Regions from separate parts of the Homo sapiens genome. Here all the other regions are linked to region 3. Evidence: chromatin contacts called from ENCODE Hi-C or POLR2A ChIA-PET data. All regions are on one chromosome and are shown on one strand. The core of a region is the stretch at or near the end of the contact, and the rest is flanking DNA. Distances in the headings are between cores, read along the strand shown. Region 1 holds the start of MRI1 (methylthioribose-1-phosphate isomerase 1). Region 2 overlaps NANOS3 (nanos C2HC-type zinc finger 3). Region 3 holds the start of DNAJB1 (DnaJ heat shock protein family (Hsp40) member B1).

Region 1 (3,120 bases), core at 507-3,006, 750 kb after region 3:
GAAGCCAACTGTATAAGTGTTTCCGTACTAGAACTAGTACCTTCCCATTTTTTTTGTGGATAAAGTGGTTTGGGTTTGGGATTCTTTCTCTTGTATCTAAAAAAGTTCCTAGAAGGCCCTCCCCTACCCCCTGAGGAGGCCCTCTCACCTAGGGCTGTACCATAGCCAGCGGTGGCCAGAGCACCAGTGTTACAGTGGGTCAGCACAGTCACCTTGCCACCGCTGGGGGCCACCCGCTCCAGGAGGTGGCGGGCTCCTAGGTCCCCAATGCTTCGGTTGTCTCTGAGGTCTTTCTCCAGCATGTCCTCGGTGCAGCAGATCACTCTGGGGTGACAAGGAGTTTTCAGCACCAGCCACCAGGACCCGGGGCCCAGGCCAACGCCTCCTCTCTGCCTAACGCTGCTGTCCTGGAGCCCTCCTGCTCAAAGCCTCTCATTGCTGTGGGGCCTGGACCCTTCGGCCAGGGCCACCGAAGTGTCACTCCGTTCATTCATGCAAAGACATGTTTACCAAGCAGTTCCGGTATGACCCAGCAGTAAACAAGACAAAAATCTCTGCTCCTGTGGAGTTGACACTGGGGTGAGTGAGCCAGCTGATGAAGAGATAATAAAATGAAGGAAAAGCCGGCAGAATCAGGCAACAGAGAGCAGCGGGTGAGCTGGATCATATAGAATGGTGGAGGAGGGCGCTATGGATACCTGGCCCGCACCAATGGCACGTGCAAAGGCTGTAAGGCAGGCTCGAGCTTGGTGGGGTAAAGTGACATTGCAGGGAGGGCTGGAGCAGAAAGGAAGTGGGGGGAAAAAGATGGCAGGAAGGGGACCAGGACAGGAAAAAAAGTTCCTCAAAAGCAGAAACCAAGAGAACACGGAGATACTAAAAAGGGCCTCCAAGGGCGGATAAGGGGCTGCGTGTATTCAGGGGAGGCACGATTAAGGAGTTAGGTTTCAGGGCCAGGCTGCCCAGGCTAGACTCTGGGCCCCATCTGTGGGGCCCTGGACAAGGGACTTAAGGTCGCCGTGCCTCAGTCTCCCCATCTGTGGGGCCCTGGACAAGGGACTTAAGGTCGCCGTGCCTCAGTTTCCCCATCTGTATAGTGGGTCACTGTACTTAAAAAGAGTCAATATAATTCCTGCTCAGCGCCGTGCCTGGTACCAGATCCCCGTACCTCTCCCGGACCGCCTCTTCCGTAGCGCCCTCCCGTTCGGCCTCCCGGGCTGCAACATCAGCCAGGTCGCGGGCGGCGCGGGCCATGTTGACAGCGGTGGGCCGGGCGGTGACGAGGAAGCTCAGCTTGTCGCGCACGAAGGCCACGAGCGCGGCGAGTCCCGGTCCCCCGGCGCCCGCCTGCAGCTCCACGGCGAGGCTGAGACAGCCCACCAGGGCTATGGCCGGGGCGCCCCGCACCTGCGGGGCAGGGATTTGGGCGTCGGAAGCTGCAGGCGCGGGCGCACTCCCACCTCCAACCCGGCCGCCCCGCCGCCCCGCCGCCCCGCCGCCCCGCCGCCCCGCCGCCCCGCCGCCCCGCCGCCCCGCCGCCCCGCCGCCCCGCTGCACCTTCATGGCGCGGATGGCCTCCCAGGCCTGGTGCACCGAGCCCACCGCCTCGTAGCGGCTCTGCTTGGGCAGCAGCAGCTGGTCTAGGATCTGCAGGGAGCCCCGCGAGTAGCGGATCGCCTCCAGGGTCATGGTGCAGCAGCCAAGCCCAGCGCAACTCAGAGGGAGCTAGGGGTCCGCGCGCACTTGGGAGCGGGGCGGGGCCGTGGGCGGAGCCTCCCCCGGAAAAAGAGACACGCACATGCGCATCCAACCCGATTCCACGGGTTCCCAGGAGGCGGATTCCACGGGTTCCCAGGAGGCGGATTCCACGGGTTCCCAGGAGGCGGATTCCACGGGTTCCCAGGAGGCGGATTCCACGGGTTCCCAGGAGGCGGATTCCACGGGTTCCCAGGACGCGGATTCCACGGGTTCCCAGGACGCGGATTCCACGTGGCCGAACCCACTCCACGACTCCTGCCAAGCCCGAACGGAGTGAGCCGCCTCCTCGGAACCACAAAAGTGGCAGCATTTATGGGACGCCTAGTGGATACCAGGCCCCGTGTTTAACAACCTGCTGTCTAGAGTTAGGGATGTATCCCCAGTGGCAAGGTAACATCAAGTGTTCAAACCAAAGAATTTGTTAAATGATCTTCCAAGGTTGAGGGGGAGGTAGTGGGGGGTCGTGTGCCCCTTGATGGATGCAAGGCTGTTTCTGGGCCATTTTCTGCTCGGTTTCATTCAAAAGTAACATGCAGGACAGGCGCTGTGGCTCACGCCTGGAATCCCAGCATTTTGGGAGGCCGAGTCGGGCAGATCACTTGAGGTCAGGAGTTCGAGACCAGCCTGGCCAACATGGTGAAACCCAGTCTCTACTAAAAATACAAAAAATTAGCTGGGCGTGGTGGCGCACACCCGTAGTCCCAGCTGCTCGGGAGGCTGAGGCAGAAGAATCACTTGAACCCAGGAGGCAGAGGTTGCAGTGAGCCGAGATCGCGCCACTGCACTCCAGCCTGGGTGACAGAGCAAGACTCGGTCTCAAAAACAAAACAAAAAAACCCCAAAAGTAACATGCACGGGGGGCTTTTCCATGGGCCACCCCTGGGCTGGGTATAATAAAAAGCTCACACCTGTGTGCTCCAGCCCCTGCTGCATCTGGCACACATCCTGGGTACCCCGTGTGCCTTGTCCCTGGCCTTGTGTGTGTGGTTCCTGGCCCCCTTTTCACCCTTCACACTTGGCCCATGCCTCCTCCTCCAGGAAGTCTGTCCTGATTCCTGGCCAACCGGGACCACCACCTTGAGACTCTTGTTACTCTGGAAGGGGACCATGTCTGTGGTCACAGCTATGACCCTATACCAGCATTTGCTGATGAGAGGCCTACCAAGCTTGGTCAAGGTGGGGGGGTGGGGGGGCAGCCCCAGGGTCCATCTAACAACCCAAGACAGGGAAGAAGAGACAGGTCTTTAATGTACGGAGTCTCACAAGGCACAAACACCCTCACCAGGACCAAATAAATAACTCCACGGTTGCAGGAAGGCGCGGTCTGGGGAGGATGCGGCATCTGAGCTCTCCCAGGGCTGG
Region 2 (3,438 bases), core at 699-3,198, 640 kb after region 3:
TTTCCTTTGCCACCCAGCCCCCATGTCCGCAGACCTCCTCCAAGATGCTCCAGGGGGTCCTAGTGGACCCTACAAACCTCCCTTCAGTTGCCCGGAAGTTGGTCTTCCATGGACAACACAAAGGAGGCCGTGAGGTCCTGGCCTCACCTGGCCAGGGTCAAGGTCATTTGCCACCCTTGGCTTCAGGGAGGGAAACTGTGTCTCCCACAGCCCCAGTGACTTCAAGCGGGCCTGGGCTCCAGGAAGCTGGCCACCTCTGAGCAGGGCCCATCCTGTCCGGATTTGCAAATTTTAGGGTCCTGAGCCAAGTATGGATGGTTCAGAATTTGTTTCTTTCCTGGAGGAGAAGAGAGCTCCCTTTGTTTTCTTTCTCCCCATTTCCATTTTATTTCTTCTGGGAAGACCCATAATAAATGATTCTGTAGAGGCCCCGTGACCTGCTGTTTGGGGCTGAGGCTTCAGTTCCTTCACCTTCCGCCCACAAACCTCTCTACCCACTTCCTCCTCCTCGCCCTCTACGAGTTTTATGCCTCAGCTTCCCTGGGAAAGCAAGGGGGGGGCGAATCTCCAGGGGTGGGTGACTGTGTGCCCACATCTGTGTGCAGGCTCTTGAGCATACACGCGGGTCGAAGCCTAAGAGACGCCCTGGGCGATCATCCAGCTGCAGGGTGAGTCCTGCGCTCCGGTGGCTTGGCCCATCCTCCAGGACAAGCTGCCTGTGGGCCCCAGACAGGAAGGAGGCCATCCCAGGAGGTTATGGATGCAAACATGGCTGAAGTCGTGGCATTTCTCATCCCACGCAAGCCTCTCGAGCCAGATGACAGTCCTGTTAGCAACCACAGGGGCTGCTGTCATCCCCAGTTTACAGAAAACAATGCCTCTGTGAAATCTGTCACTGAAAGGCTGACTGGACCTTCGACATCATGAAGCACTCTGTGACTCCTGCACCCCAGCTCCCATGGCTCAGGCGGGGTCCTCCTCCCACCCTGCAGCCTTACACCCTGGAGACCTGATGCAGGAGGGGAGGAAAGAGCAGGGTGGGTTCACACCCAGGTGAGCCCCCTGTCCACCAGGACATGCCCTGGTGTAAGCCCAGTTCCCCGGGTCTCCAGCCCCAGCGGCTCTGCCCTAGGAAACTGTAACTCCATTCCCAGACCCTGGGAGCCGCTGGGATCCTTCTGTTTTCTTTCTCCTCCTCCCCACTTCCCCCTCCACGACCCAGCTGTCTGCAAGAGCCCACCCCCATCCCCAGGGCCTCCGGTTCCAATTTAAGTCTTTTAAGTCGGAAAGCCAAGGGCAGAGGGGACAGCAAAGAGCTCGATTCCTGCTCCCCGCTGCCAGACCACAGGCCTCAGGGCTGGTTTGTGGGACGGGGGCGGGGTAGGAATGTGGACTGCACAGTGGGCGCACTGGCTTCCTGAGCACTGCCACCTGTTGCCCCAACAGGACAAGATCTGGAGGTGGAGGAGGCAGGCAGGGGTGTGGGGATTCCCCCACATGCATTTCCCCCCCGCCCTGCCAGAACAGCCCCATCCTTCTGCTCCTGCCCAAGCCCACCCAGGACATGGTCCCATTCCCTGCCCCCTAAATGTCCCTCCCTTGCTCTAAACTGCCTGGCTTGTCACTGGGGCATCCATGGTGACATAAACATTCACCTTCCTTAGTGATGAGGATGTCGGGGGGGGGGGCTCTGTCTAGTTGTGTGTCAATTTCTTCCTCAAATGAAGCCCCCACCTCCAGTACGGAGCTGGGGGTGGGATGGGAGGAGTCCACCCATCTTGCATGTCAGTGCAGGGGGTGGCTGAAAGACCAAATGTCCACAGAAAGGGTCTCATGATGTCGATCTGGCTTTGAGGTGCCATGAACCCCCCCAGCTACCCCAAGGCACCCACTTGTGTTTCTCTGCACAAAGCAGCTCACCCCAGCACCCCAGGGTGCCGAAACTCAAAGAAGGAGAAGGGGAGATCTAGGTACAGGACTCCCAGCAAGGTTCACACTACACCTTGTCCCAAGACCAGGGCTTGTCTGTTGTTGATCCATTCATAAGCATTTATTGAGGGCTGACTGGATGCCCAGCACTAGGGAAACGGCAGATGGCACAAAGGGTGGGGTCCCCAAGGACAGGGCGATTTCAGCTCTTCCCTTGCCAACCCCGGGTCATCCCCAGGGCTCAATCCCAGGCTGGGGGGAGGGTCTGGGAGTGGGGGCAGTCGTCATAGGGTGGGTCTTCCTGGAAATCCAGCCGAGCCCGGGTGCCCTTGCCCAGGTGTAGGCAGCCTCCTAGGTGGACATGGAGGGAGAGCAGGAGGGCGAAGGCTCAGACTTCCCGGCACCTCTGAAACCTAGTGGAGGGGGAGGGAGAGAAATGCTTAATCACAGGCGATGACTCAACGCTCCCCAAGTTGCCCACGGACTCGGCCTCCGGGCCTGCTGGACCTCTGGCGCCACCCAGGGGCTGCTCCGGAGACAGCGACCCCGTGACGTCTCTGGCTCCGCCGGGCGGCCCCGCTGGGACCCAGAGCCCGAGACAAAGCACAGGAGTTCCGATTCTGCGACTGTGGTGCCCTCTCGTGGCCGCCGTGCTCTGGGGTCCCCGGATCTGTTACTCCCAAAAGTTGTTCATCAGAAAGGCTGGCCGCAGGACACCATCTTCCCTATGTCCTTTTGGCCTCCAGCGTCTCCCAGTGAGACAGCATCAAACCTCACAGGAAACACTATCTTCTCCTGGAGGCAGTCTTTCATGCTTTCTTTTTTTTGTGAGACGGAGTCTCACTCTGTCGCCCAGGCTGGAGTGCAGTGACGTGACCTCAGCTCACTGCGACCTCCACCTCCCGGGTTCTAGCGATTCTCCTGTCTCAGCCCCCCGAGTAGCAGGGATTACAGGCGCATGCCACCATGCCCAGTTAATTTTTTGTATTTTCAGTAGAGACGGGGTTTCACCATGTTGGCCAGGCTGGTCTTGAATTCCTGACCTCAGGTGATCCACCTGCCTCAGCTTCCCCAAGTACTGGGATTACAGGCATGAGCCACCATGACCAGTGCTTTTTTTTTTTTTTAAGACGAGGTCTTGCTGTGTTGCCCAGGCTGCAGTGCAGTGGCACCATCTCAGCTCACTGCAGCCTCTGTCCCCTGGACCCAAGCGATCCTCCCTCGTCAGCCTCCCAAGTAGCTGGGACTACAGGCACACACTACCATGCCCAGCTAATTTTTTGTAGACACTGGGTTTCACCATGTTGCCCTGGCTGGTCTCAAACTCTTGGGCTCAAGCGATCCTCCTGCCTTGGCCTCCCAAAGTATTGGGATTACAGGTGTAAGCCATCACACCTGACCCTTTCATGACTTTAAGAAATGTTCACTGCAAAGCTGCCTGAGAGTAGTTGGGAGGGGTCGTCCTCTCCCAGTCACTATCCTCCAGGAGCTCACAGTCTGCTGGGGGAG
Region 3 (3,037 bases), core at 29-2,528:
AGTGCAGACAGGACCTGGCCCCTGCCCAGGTGGCGATGTCAGACTGGGAGGGAAGACACATTGAAAGCCAAGAGACAAGATAAATTTCAAATTTAGCGGCAAGTGATCTTGAGAGGGCAGTAAAGGGAAGAAGGCGGGACTGGGAGGACCTTGGGAGATGCGCTTCCGTCCAGATCCTCACCTTGCTTTAGGAGGTGAGAACAGAGGCAGTCTTCCGTCCCAAAATCCTTCTCCCCACGGTTGGGAGAATAGCGCTGGTGGGTTTTTTGTTCATTTTACTTTATTTTACTTATTTTATTTATTTATGAGACGGAGTCTCGCTCTGTTGCCGAGGCTGGAGTGCAACGGCCGGATCTCGGCTCACTGCAACCTCCGCCTCCCCGATTCAAGCTATTCTCAGGCCTCAATCTCCTGAGTAGCTGGGATTACAGGTTCGTGCCACCAACGCCCGGGTAATTTTTATATTTTTAGCAGAGATGGGGTTTCACCATGTTGGCCAGGCTGGTCTCGAACTCCTGACCTCAAGTGATCCGCCCGCCTCGGCCTCCCAAAATGCTGGGATTACAGGCGTGAGCCACCGCGCCCGGCCTGTTTGTTAATCTTAAATAGAAACGGAGTCTCCTTATGTTGCCTAGGCTGGTCTCCAACTCCTAGGCTCAAGAGATCCTCCTGTCTTGGCCTCAGGAAGTGATGGGATTACAGGCATGAGGCTCCGCGCCCGGCCTGATAGGTTCTCTTATTGCCATGTTGTAGATAGAAGGGGGCCCCTGGGTTAGGCAGACACAGGTTAGGTAGTTCGTCCGGCGTCACCGGGCGGGAGCCCACCGCAGGCCCCACGAGACAAGGGCGAGCAGGTTCATCGCCTCCCGGGGAAAGGACTGGGTAGTCCCAGGCCCCACCCCTTCCTGGAACAGCAAGTTCGCTGTGGGTCCCGACCTACTGACCCAGGCGGAGGGCGGGACGCAGGGTAGCTGGGGCCGCGTAGAGAGGGAAAGAAGGTCGCGATTGGCTCGTCCCGAAAGGTGGGCGGGGCCTCCTCCGACCTGTGCGCGCGCGCCGCGGGGAGGTGTTGCCGAGGGCGGAGCGGGAGGGGGCGTGGCCCCGCGCGGGCGGCCGTTGACGGCGAGGCCCCGCCCCGGATGTCGCGTGTCGCTGAAAGGGCGGCGGCGATTGGCCGGCGCCGCGGGGGCGGGCGGGGCGGAAGGTTCTGGAGGGGGCTGGCGGGCTCTGGAAGCTTCCGCCGGACGGGTATATAGAGTCCGGGACTGGTCGGCGGCGGAGCCGGGGGACGGCGACAGCGGGTCGGCGGGCCGCAGGAGGGGGTCATGGGTAAAGACTACTACCAGACGTTGGGCCTGGCCCGCGGCGCGTCGGACGAGGAGATCAAGCGGGCCTACCGCCGCCAGGCGCTGCGCTACCACCCGGACAAGAACAAGGAGCCCGGCGCCGAGGAGAAGTTCAAGGAGATCGCTGAGGCCTACGACGTGCTCAGCGACCCGCGCAAGCGCGAGATCTTCGACCGCTACGGGGAGGAAGGTGTGTGCTCGCGGCCAGGGGCGCGGCCCCGCCTTTTGACAGACAGGGAAACTGAGGCACGCTGGCCCCTCTCGGCGGCCCCCCGGGAAGGACGCCCCGGGCCGTGGGGCCGAGCTGCCCCGCCCTCCGGCCTCGCGGGCCTCCGCCCTCGGATTGGCGGCCGCGCGGTGGGAGGAGGAGCCTTGGCCCAGCCGCTCGGCCAGAAGCTTCTAGCATGTCTGGGGCTGCCCCTCCCCGGGCGCCTCCTCCCGCGGCCCCGAGCAGCCCCGGGGTGCGGTGCATGGGGGTGGGGGAGCCGGGGGTGACGACGGGGACGGCGCGGCGGAGCCCGCTGCGGACCCGGGCTCACCTGGGCTCGGCCGCCGGGGTCCGCGGGGCGGCGCCTCCGGCTCAGCTGCGGGGCGAGGGGTTGTGAATGCAGGAGCCGACCCCGTTCGTGGGCTTGGGGGCTGGGTTGGGATAATTCCCGGGAAGTGATGACCTGGCCCCGGCAGGGCACGCAGGAGGCAGCGGCCGCCCAGGTCCGGAGAGCGGGGCCGCCTCGGAGGGTAAGGAGAGCAGGGCTTTTTGTTCCTGTGCCCGTTGATGATTCAGGCTGGCTTCTGGGCTTGATCTGGAGCTGACTTTTTGTGCAAGGATGGTGGCAGTGAATGCTAATGTGTGAGGATTTAAAAACTCCCTATTTATTTTTGTTTTTTTTTTTCTTCTCTTCCTACGCACCATTAGCCCTAAAACGTTGAGAGTAAACACTTACCGAAAGCCGACCCTGGACCATGTGTCTTTAGCCATCTCTTGGTGATGTTGCCAGGAGGATGGGTCAGTCCAGGAGTGGCAGGGCCTAGGTGGCACCTGGAGGTGAACACCTAACCGCATGAGTCCTTTTCCACTGTCAGGCTACGCGGAAATACTGTTGGTAGGGGGGCGTCTCTGCTGTTGGCAGTGAGAGGTAGAAACTTGGGGTTCTTCCTTGCTCTCCCCTGACAGACAAAAAAGTTCCTCCCCCATGGCTTCCAAGCTGTTTCCCCCTGTAAGGGAAGCTCGAGAGAGAGTCTGCTGTTCAGCCATCTGACTGCTTCTAAATCTGCTTTTCAGGCCTAAAGGGGAGTGGCCCCAGTGGCGGTAGCGGCGGTGGTGCCAATGGTACCTCTTTCAGCTACACATTCCATGGAGACCCTCATGCCATGTTTGCTGAGTTCTTCGGTGGCAGAAATCCCTTTGACACCTTTTTTGGGCAGCGGAACGGGGAGGAAGGCATGGACATTGATGACCCATTCTCTGGCTTCCCTATGGGCATGGGTGGCTTCACCAACGTGAACTTTGGCCGCTCCCGCTCTGCCCAAGAGCCCGCCCGAAAGAAGCAAGATCCCCCAGTCACCCACGACCTTCGAGTCTCCCTTGAAGAGATCTACAGCGGCTGTACCAAGAAGATGAAAATCTCCCACAAGCGGCTAAACCCCGACGGAAAGAGCATTCGAAACGAAGACAAAATATTGACCATCGA

What was found. Hi-C counts contacts between places; a loop is a spot of excess contacts on that map. ChIA-PET counts read pairs that join two places held with the same protein, here RNA polymerase II (POLR2A). Pooled maps may share reads with other maps.
Region 1: a pooled map shows a loop between it and region 3 (4-fold over the local background). The contact joins the promoter of MRI1 here to the promoter of DNAJB1 in region 3. A Hi-C loop is called at or near these places in 4 of 50 pooled maps. POLR2A ChIA-PET finds 5 or more read pairs at or near these places in 2 of 52 experiments (AG04450 and PC-9).
Region 2: a pooled map shows a loop between it and region 3 (4-fold over the local background). The contact joins the enhancer-like site here to the promoter of DNAJB1 in region 3. A Hi-C loop is called at or near these places in 7 of 50 pooled maps. POLR2A ChIA-PET finds 5 or more read pairs at or near these places in 3 of 52 experiments (activated CD4-positive, alpha-beta T cell, activated CD8-positive, alpha-beta memory T cell and activated naive CD4-positive, alpha-beta T cell).

What each region holds. Positions count from the first base shown.
Region 1 is chr19:13,763,158-13,766,277 of GRCh38, reverse strand. It overlaps MRI1 (methylthioribose-1-phosphate isomerase 1), which reads right to left and starts at 1,756. Exons shown (of 6, transcript NM_001031727.4): 1 at 1,558-1,756; 2 at 1,169-1,407; 3 at 149-324. The coding sequence starts at 1,689. YJU2B (YJU2 splicing factor homolog B) reads right to left here. Exons shown (of 10, transcript NM_030818.4): 10 at 2,989-3,120. RefSeq lists enhancers at 1-559, 3,029-3,120 and a silencer at 1,337-1,386.
Region 2 is chr19:13,879,346-13,882,783 of GRCh38, reverse strand. It overlaps NANOS3 (nanos C2HC-type zinc finger 3), which reads right to left. Exons shown (of 2, transcript NM_001098622.3): 2 at 2,027-2,342. The coding sequence ends at 2,281. BRME1 (break repair meiotic recombinase recruitment factor 1) reads left to right here. Exons shown (of 9, transcript NM_001345843.2): 9 at 1-436. Among named protein-coding and RNA genes, the nearest start is that of NANOS3, 3.9 kb to the right of the region's middle. RefSeq lists enhancers at 686-835, 1,426-1,515, 2,639-2,788. Within about 2 kb of position 1,948, at least 17 of the 41 ENCODE cell types and tissues checked have a DNase peak (open chromatin) inside an H3K27ac peak, as active enhancers do.
Region 3 is chr19:14,516,638-14,519,674 of GRCh38, reverse strand. It overlaps DNAJB1 (DnaJ heat shock protein family (Hsp40) member B1), which reads left to right and starts at 1,278. Exons shown (of 3, transcript NM_006145.3): 1 at 1,278-1,536; 2 at 2,629-3,037. The coding sequence starts at 1,326. RefSeq lists silencers at 897-1,216, 1,427-1,996.